2 separate regions of the Homo sapiens genome follow, and region 1 is linked to region 2. A link is a contact called in ENCODE Hi-C or POLR2A ChIA-PET data. All regions are on one chromosome and are shown on one strand. Each heading gives the region's core, a stretch centred on a gene start or an enhancer-like site at or near the end of the contact. The rest is flanking DNA. Distances are from core to core; before and after follow the strand shown.

Evidence for each region. A loop is a pair of places that touch in the nucleus more often than their neighbours do. ChIA-PET counts read pairs that join two places held with the same protein, here RNA polymerase II (POLR2A). Pooled maps may share reads with other maps.
Region 1: a map of GM12878 shows a loop between it and region 2 (3-fold over the local background). The contact joins two enhancer-like sites. A Hi-C loop is called at or near these places in 1 of 168 maps with a recorded cell type or tissue (GM12878), 21 of 37 single-sample maps with no recorded cell type and 8 of 50 pooled maps. POLR2A ChIA-PET finds 5 or more read pairs at or near these places in 1 of 52 experiments (OCI-LY7).

What each region holds. Positions count from the first base shown.
Region 1 is chr10:45,351,474-45,354,752 of GRCh38, forward strand. No RefSeq gene overlaps it. Among named protein-coding and RNA genes, the nearest start is that of ALOX5, 21 kb to the right of the region's middle. Within about 2 kb of position 1,903, at least 2 of the 41 ENCODE cell types and tissues checked have a DNase peak (open chromatin) inside an H3K27ac peak, as active enhancers do; they include GM12878, where a contact is called at or near this core.
Region 2 is chr10:45,459,012-45,462,057 of GRCh38, forward strand. It overlaps MARCHF8 (membrane associated ring-CH-type finger 8), which reads right to left. Exons shown (of 8, transcript NM_001282866.2): 6 at 2,220-2,400; 7 at 109-256. Among named protein-coding and RNA genes, the nearest start is that of MARCHF8, 75 kb to the right of the region's middle. Within about 2 kb of position 1,645, at least 6 of the 41 ENCODE cell types and tissues checked have a DNase peak (open chromatin) inside an H3K27ac peak, as active enhancers do; they include GM12878, where a contact is called at or near this core.

The DNA.
Region 1 (3,279 bases), core at 653-3,152, 110 kb before region 2:
ATCAAAAATGCTTGAACCCTAAATCTAACACTTCAAAGGAAAGCATTATTTTTCATTCATTTTACAAGTTACACCTCCCTTCTTCCCCACATCTTTGTTTAGAATCTGGACCCTGAAGTTAGAGGACCAAGATTCAAATCCCAGCCTCATCAGTACTAGCTATGTGATATTGGGAATGTTACTTGATCCCTGCTTATCTTACTTTCTGCATTTATTAAATGGGGATGAGAATAATATCTACCCAAATAAGGTGCCCAATGCAGTGCCCAACAGCATGAAGCCCAATAAAGGTTAGTTAACATCACATCCATAATTGACACCTTTAGGTATTAGATTTTCATCATCCCAGAACATTTTCCTTCTTTAAGCCTTTTTCTTTCTAAGTGGCACTTTCTTGGATACTGATTGCACTCCTCACAAACTTGAAACGTTCAAACACACAAGATGCCATTTAGGAGACATTGGAACTTGGGTTTCCTTCTCTGTAAAACTGAGTAATGACAGTCACCTCCCAGGGCTGTTGTAAGAATGAATGAGCTAGAGTATGTAAAATATCTTAGCACAGAGTGCTTAAGAAATTATTAGTTCCAGCCAAGCGTGGTGGCTCACGCCTGTAATCCCAGCACTTAGGGAGGCCAAGGCAGGCGGCTCATCTGGGGTCAGGAGTTCAAGACCACCTGGTCAACATGGTGAAACCCCGTCTCTACTAAAAATACAAAAATTAGCCAGGCGTGGTGGCATGTGCATGTAATCCCAGCTACTCAGGAGGCTGAGACAGGAGAATCACTTGAACCCAGGAGGTGGAGGTTGCAGTGAGCCGAGATCGTGCCATTGCACTCCAGCCTGGGCAACAAGAGTGAAACTCTGTCTCAAAAAAAAAAAAAAAAAAAAGAAGAAGAAGAAGAAAGAAGGAAAGAAAGAGAGAGAGAGAAAGAAAGAAAGAAAGAAAGAAAGAAAGAAAGAAAGAAAGAAAAAGAAAGAAAGAAAAGAAAGAAAGAAGGAAAGAGACAGAAAGAAAGAAGGGAAGAAAGAAAGAAAGAAAGAAAGAAAGAAAGAAAGAAAGAAAGAAAGAAAGAAAGAAGGGAAGAAAGAAAGAAAGAAAGAAAAAAAGAAAGAAAGAAAGAAAAAGAAAGAAAGAGAGAAAGAGAAAGAAAGAAAGAAAGAAAGGAGAGACAGAACGAAGGAAAGAAGGAAGGAATTATTTCCCTTTTTCCCACCCACGCCTCACCACAAACCTTGTTGTGGGGATAACATGTAAAAGTGAACAAAACTGAGAAGATCACATCGCATATCACTCAGCCTCTAGTGGGAGACACAGGCAATAAACAGGAAAAGTTAAAAACAGTACTAGGTAGTGGTGAGTGCAATTAGCCTCCCGCAGCATAAAGGGAGGAGAATAACCAGTGGCTCTTTCATGCAGAGAATCAGGGTAGACCTCTGGGGAGAGACCCGCACTCAGACTGGGATGGAATTATTTATTTTATGCGTGTTCAGTTAGGAGTAGAGGTGCTCTGTCGTGATTATCTAATCTTGGGAGGAACAATGTCAGACGGGTTTCAAGATGAGTATGAGAATTGGTCTTCCTTCTGAAAAAACAAGAATTGAGTTCACACTAATCACAAATACATCAAGCCTATTTGAGTCTTGTGTGTGTCATGGATTGAAGTGTATCTTTCCACTTAGTCAAGAAGTTCCAATGAGAAGAATGCTCCTTAACTTCCTAAGTGCAACAGAGTAGTTGAACTGAGCCATGGATGGTAAATCTACTTAAGAAAGCACATGCCATGGAAAGATAGCATTGGCTGCCCTGCCTACTTCTGATGGCACAGCCTTGCAGGAAGGGAAAGAAGCCAAGAGGCAAAAGCCTGGTCTTGTTCTGAAAGGCACAAGGAGGTGGAAGATTAGGGGAAACTCACCCAAAAATGACTCAGCTCTGAACTCAGACTCAAGAAGCCACAATAAGCAACATGAATGGAACTGGAGGGAAATAAACCAGGCGTAGAAACACAAATGTTGCATATTCTTACTCATGTGGGAACTAAAAACATGCATTTCAAGGAGAATAGAATGATGGTTATCAGAGACTGGGAACAGTTGTGGGTGGGGGTGTTAAGAGAGGTTGCTTAATGGGTACAAACATATAGTTAGATAGAAGGTATAAGTTCTAATGTTTGACAGCAGAGTAGGAGAACTATAGTTAACAGTAATATATTGTATACTCCAAAATAGCTAGACAGGAAGATTTGAAATGTTCCCAACACATAGAAATGACAAAAGCTTGAGGTAATGGATACCCTAAATATCCTGACTTGATCATTACACAGTCTATGCGTGTAACGAAATACCATATGTACCCCATAAATATGTACAAATATTATGTATCAATAAAAATTTTTAAAAAGAAGCTGCAATCAACATTTCATCATTATCTTTTCAGCAGCATCCTTACAAAGTTACAGAGACATCTTAAGATGTATCCCTCTTCCTCTGAATCTTCCTGGGATAGAACAAATGAAAACTAAACAAGGAGTGGGCTGGGAGGAGCTGTCAACATCCATCCTAAGGAAAAGTCTGTTAGGGCTATGAGCTTCCTCTGTCCTAGAGTAGAGCTGGGAAAATAGAGTCTTGACAATTGATTTCTTATTCTTTCTTTCTCTAAATCCCCAATGAATATGTTTTTCTTTTTAGTGCTCAGTGGTAGACAGGGCTTAATTCTGTTTAGTTATGCAAACAGGCCAGAAGAAACTGAAATAGGCTATAAATGTTTGAAGCTGGCCAAAAGAAGATGTAGTCACACAAGATACCCTCTGGAGGAAAGTGACTGTCAGGAAAGTCACTTTCCTGACCAGCAAAAGGACCAGCACTATTTTGTCCTGCTGAAGAAGTACATTTGTCCTGCTGCTGTCATGGGGACAGTGGCTCCAGGGCTTCCTGTGGACATGCCACAAGTTCCACTCCATGAGTCAGGAGATCATGCGGTCAGCTGGGGGGAACTTAGGGTTGCTCTCTTGAGCTTAGCCTTATGCTGCGTGTCTGCTTTGCCAACCACAAAAACGATAGTTTCATAGCAAGTTGCAGGCTCCCTGGAAACTTAACCTACCTACTAGGATACATTTACAGCTGCTTTTCTCCTGGCATCAGGCTGGAGATCAAGAAATACATAAAACATAGTCCCTGCCCTCAGTTAGCTCAGAATATGGTGGGGGAATGGAGACAGAAGCAAATACTGGTGGGACAAGTGACGATGGGCCAAAATATGGGCTTAAACAAAGGTTGTGG
Region 2 (3,046 bases), core at 395-2,894:
CCTCCGGAAACCCAGACGTTTTTGGCTAACTGGAAAATCCTCTGACCCCAGGACTCCTGTGAGCTATCCCGGCCCCCATGCTGAGCTTGCTCCAGCCTGAGAACTCACCTGTTGCCTGCCCCTGCTTGATCTCCTCAGCAGTACGGTCAATGAGCACATACAAGGACCAGACCACACATGTGATGGCAATGACGTGGAATGTCACTGAGCACATGATCTTCCTGCGCTCGCTGGACGTCATCTGCAACTTCTCCCACTAGAAAGACAACACAGAGTGTGAGGCTCAGGCTTCTGGGGAAGGGCTCCGGTGGGGTGAGAGCATTGTAGGTAGGTAAGATTGGCTTTCCACCCCACTTCTCCCTTCCCAAACTAGATGCATTCCCCCAAGTATTGTTCTCCTAAAACCACTTGGCTTCAACCAGGTACCAGGTGCAGCCAACTTTCTATGCAATGAAAAGAAGCCAGGATCAAGATGAATGCAGAACTACCATCAAAAATCCCCTTGTCTGCTTATTCTTGCAAGCAGACATAAGATGGCCTGATAAAGAATTCTATGATTTCAGTCCTAATGAAAACAGTATGTTGGCCCAGGACCCAGGTACTACGTTTTAAGTCTCCCTGATGTGCTGACTGGCATGGACGAGCGGAAGAAGAGGGTTGATGATGCCACAACACACTAGCAGATGGGTCACACTACATTGTGAAGGTGAATGGCAGAAGACGCTCACTCTTTGGTCCTTGCTACTTTGGCAGCAACAGCTCGAAATCGACGCTAAGAGTTCCTGGTACAAGCAGACTCTGCTAGTCCCATCTCCTCTAGGAGCTCATTAATTTACTCCAAATAGCCAGACTTTCTTTTTCATTTACTGGTTTCCGAATCAGGAGAAAACACATAAAGGTAGAGAGAAAGAACAATGTGTAAACACTCTGCACATATCCTTTGCCAACCCTAGTCACAGCCTCTTTCCAGATGAGTCTATGCAGGGTAGTTGAAAATAGAGCCTCAAGGACTTCCCATGTTGAGAGATTAGCATAGAGTAGGCACCCAATAAATTACAAGGTTTCTACTGGGCAAAACATTTTTTTAAGCAGTTTGCACAAGCCTTCTCTAAATCTGGTTGTTTTCTGCTGGGATTTTATACACTAGCAAGTTCCCTGGTCTTCCTACCTATAATACAGAGTCAGTGCCTCAGTGCCCCATGCTCCCTGCTACTTCCTACAACGCACGTAGCTTGACACCCTGTCAATGTTCACCTTCACCTTTCTAGGGTATGCTTTACTCCACAGACAGCCTGACCTCTCTAAACTCCTTGCACTCTGCCTCCAAATCCTAGTGATCCTTCAAGAACTGCTCTAAAACCCAAACACCCTATGAGGCTACCATCGCTCCACTTCCCCAGCACTCTAGCTCATAATGAGCATTTCCTTTTCTGAATGACTGTTATGCTCTACCAGCACACCATTTAGCATTTAATTGGCTAGTATTTGATTATGTGACTTATCTTGCAATTTATATATTAATGTTCTGAGATAGGAACAGTTTTTTATTCTTCCAGACAAAACCTTTTGTGCTGGGCATCTAGAGAGATATATGAAACAGTCAAAATTTAAACAGGAAGCCAGTGTGGCGGACAAAGCTCCTCTCAGAGGGAGCAGTGACATGGGCCTCCAGACAGCTGCGTGTCATGCAATGCCTGTGGGTCCTTTCTGAAGACAGTTGCACATCACGCAACGTTTGTGCTTCCTTTCTTTTCCCTATCCACCTACTCACACTCCCATCCAGCAAATAGTTATCATGGGTGTATACAAATAAATTTACTGTATGCTACACTGTGCTGGGTGCTGGGGAGATACTAATCTCCAACAGACAGTCCTAATCAGAGAAGCAGGACGTCAACAGTTAATATGTATAAAATTAGGTGCTAAGATATGTCACAAACAGTCTGTAGTCAAAGGCCAGAGGACTGACACCGACAAGCAAGCAGTCTTACTTTGAAGGGAAAAGAAGGATTATGAATGGTCAGAAAGAGCTTCTTCCTGAGAAGAGGGACTTGAAAATCAGCACCAGAAACAACAATCTCTACAATGCAAATGTAAGCACCAGCCCCAGCTTTTTAAGGAAATGAACGCAGGCAAGCCATGACCTCATGATCTGAGACACCAGCTTTCTGGGGGTCACTGGTTTCAGGAAGGGTGAAGCATCCCTTCCTCCCACGTACTTTTCTCAGTGGCTTCAGCTTGGTCTCCATGATGAACTCATACTTGCAGAGCTCGCAGCAGCGCGTGTCGGAGCTCTTGATCCACTGCTGCAGGCAGGCCTGGTGCACGAAGTGGAGGCTTCCTGTGCAGTGGCAGGGGGTGATCAGGGGGCTCTCATCATCTCCTTCACAGTGGCAGATCCTATGGTGGAAGGAAAACCTGTCATTCCAAGGACAGTCCCATGACAGGGAAGCTGACACTTCAGTGGCAGGTTAATCCCCCCAAAGGAAACTCAGAAACGAACATTACAGAAGTGACTATGGGCACAAAAACATACAAACACAAACGAAAACAATCACTACAAACTAAAAATGTCTAGCTTACCGCACCAACATGGAAAGTCTGGAGGGCATTTGGCAACAGAAAGGAAAAAACGATGTAAGAAATGACAAAGCTGTCATTTTTTGGTAAGAAATAAGAACTTCACTGAAAGATGAATTTAAAGCAACATGGAATCATTTTCCAGAACATAAGATGGTAAAATAATTAGAGGGAAAATTTCTATGTAAAACAAAACCTGCATTCCAACATCCAAAAATACCAGTGACCTTAAATGACGTTTGCTTTTTAGCTATAATCACTGACTTTACCTTCATACCCCACAACTACACATTTCTGTCGTCTCTCAGCAAGTAAACAAAGATGACAGTACCTCTCTCCTAGACCTAAAAAACTCACCATTACAAGATGCTGCAATTTCATCTCTTTTTCTTGGGACCACTAATAGCAATAAGTGAGAAATTAATTTGAAAGCACTCTCTATTTCCAAGGAAGTATGCAACAAGGT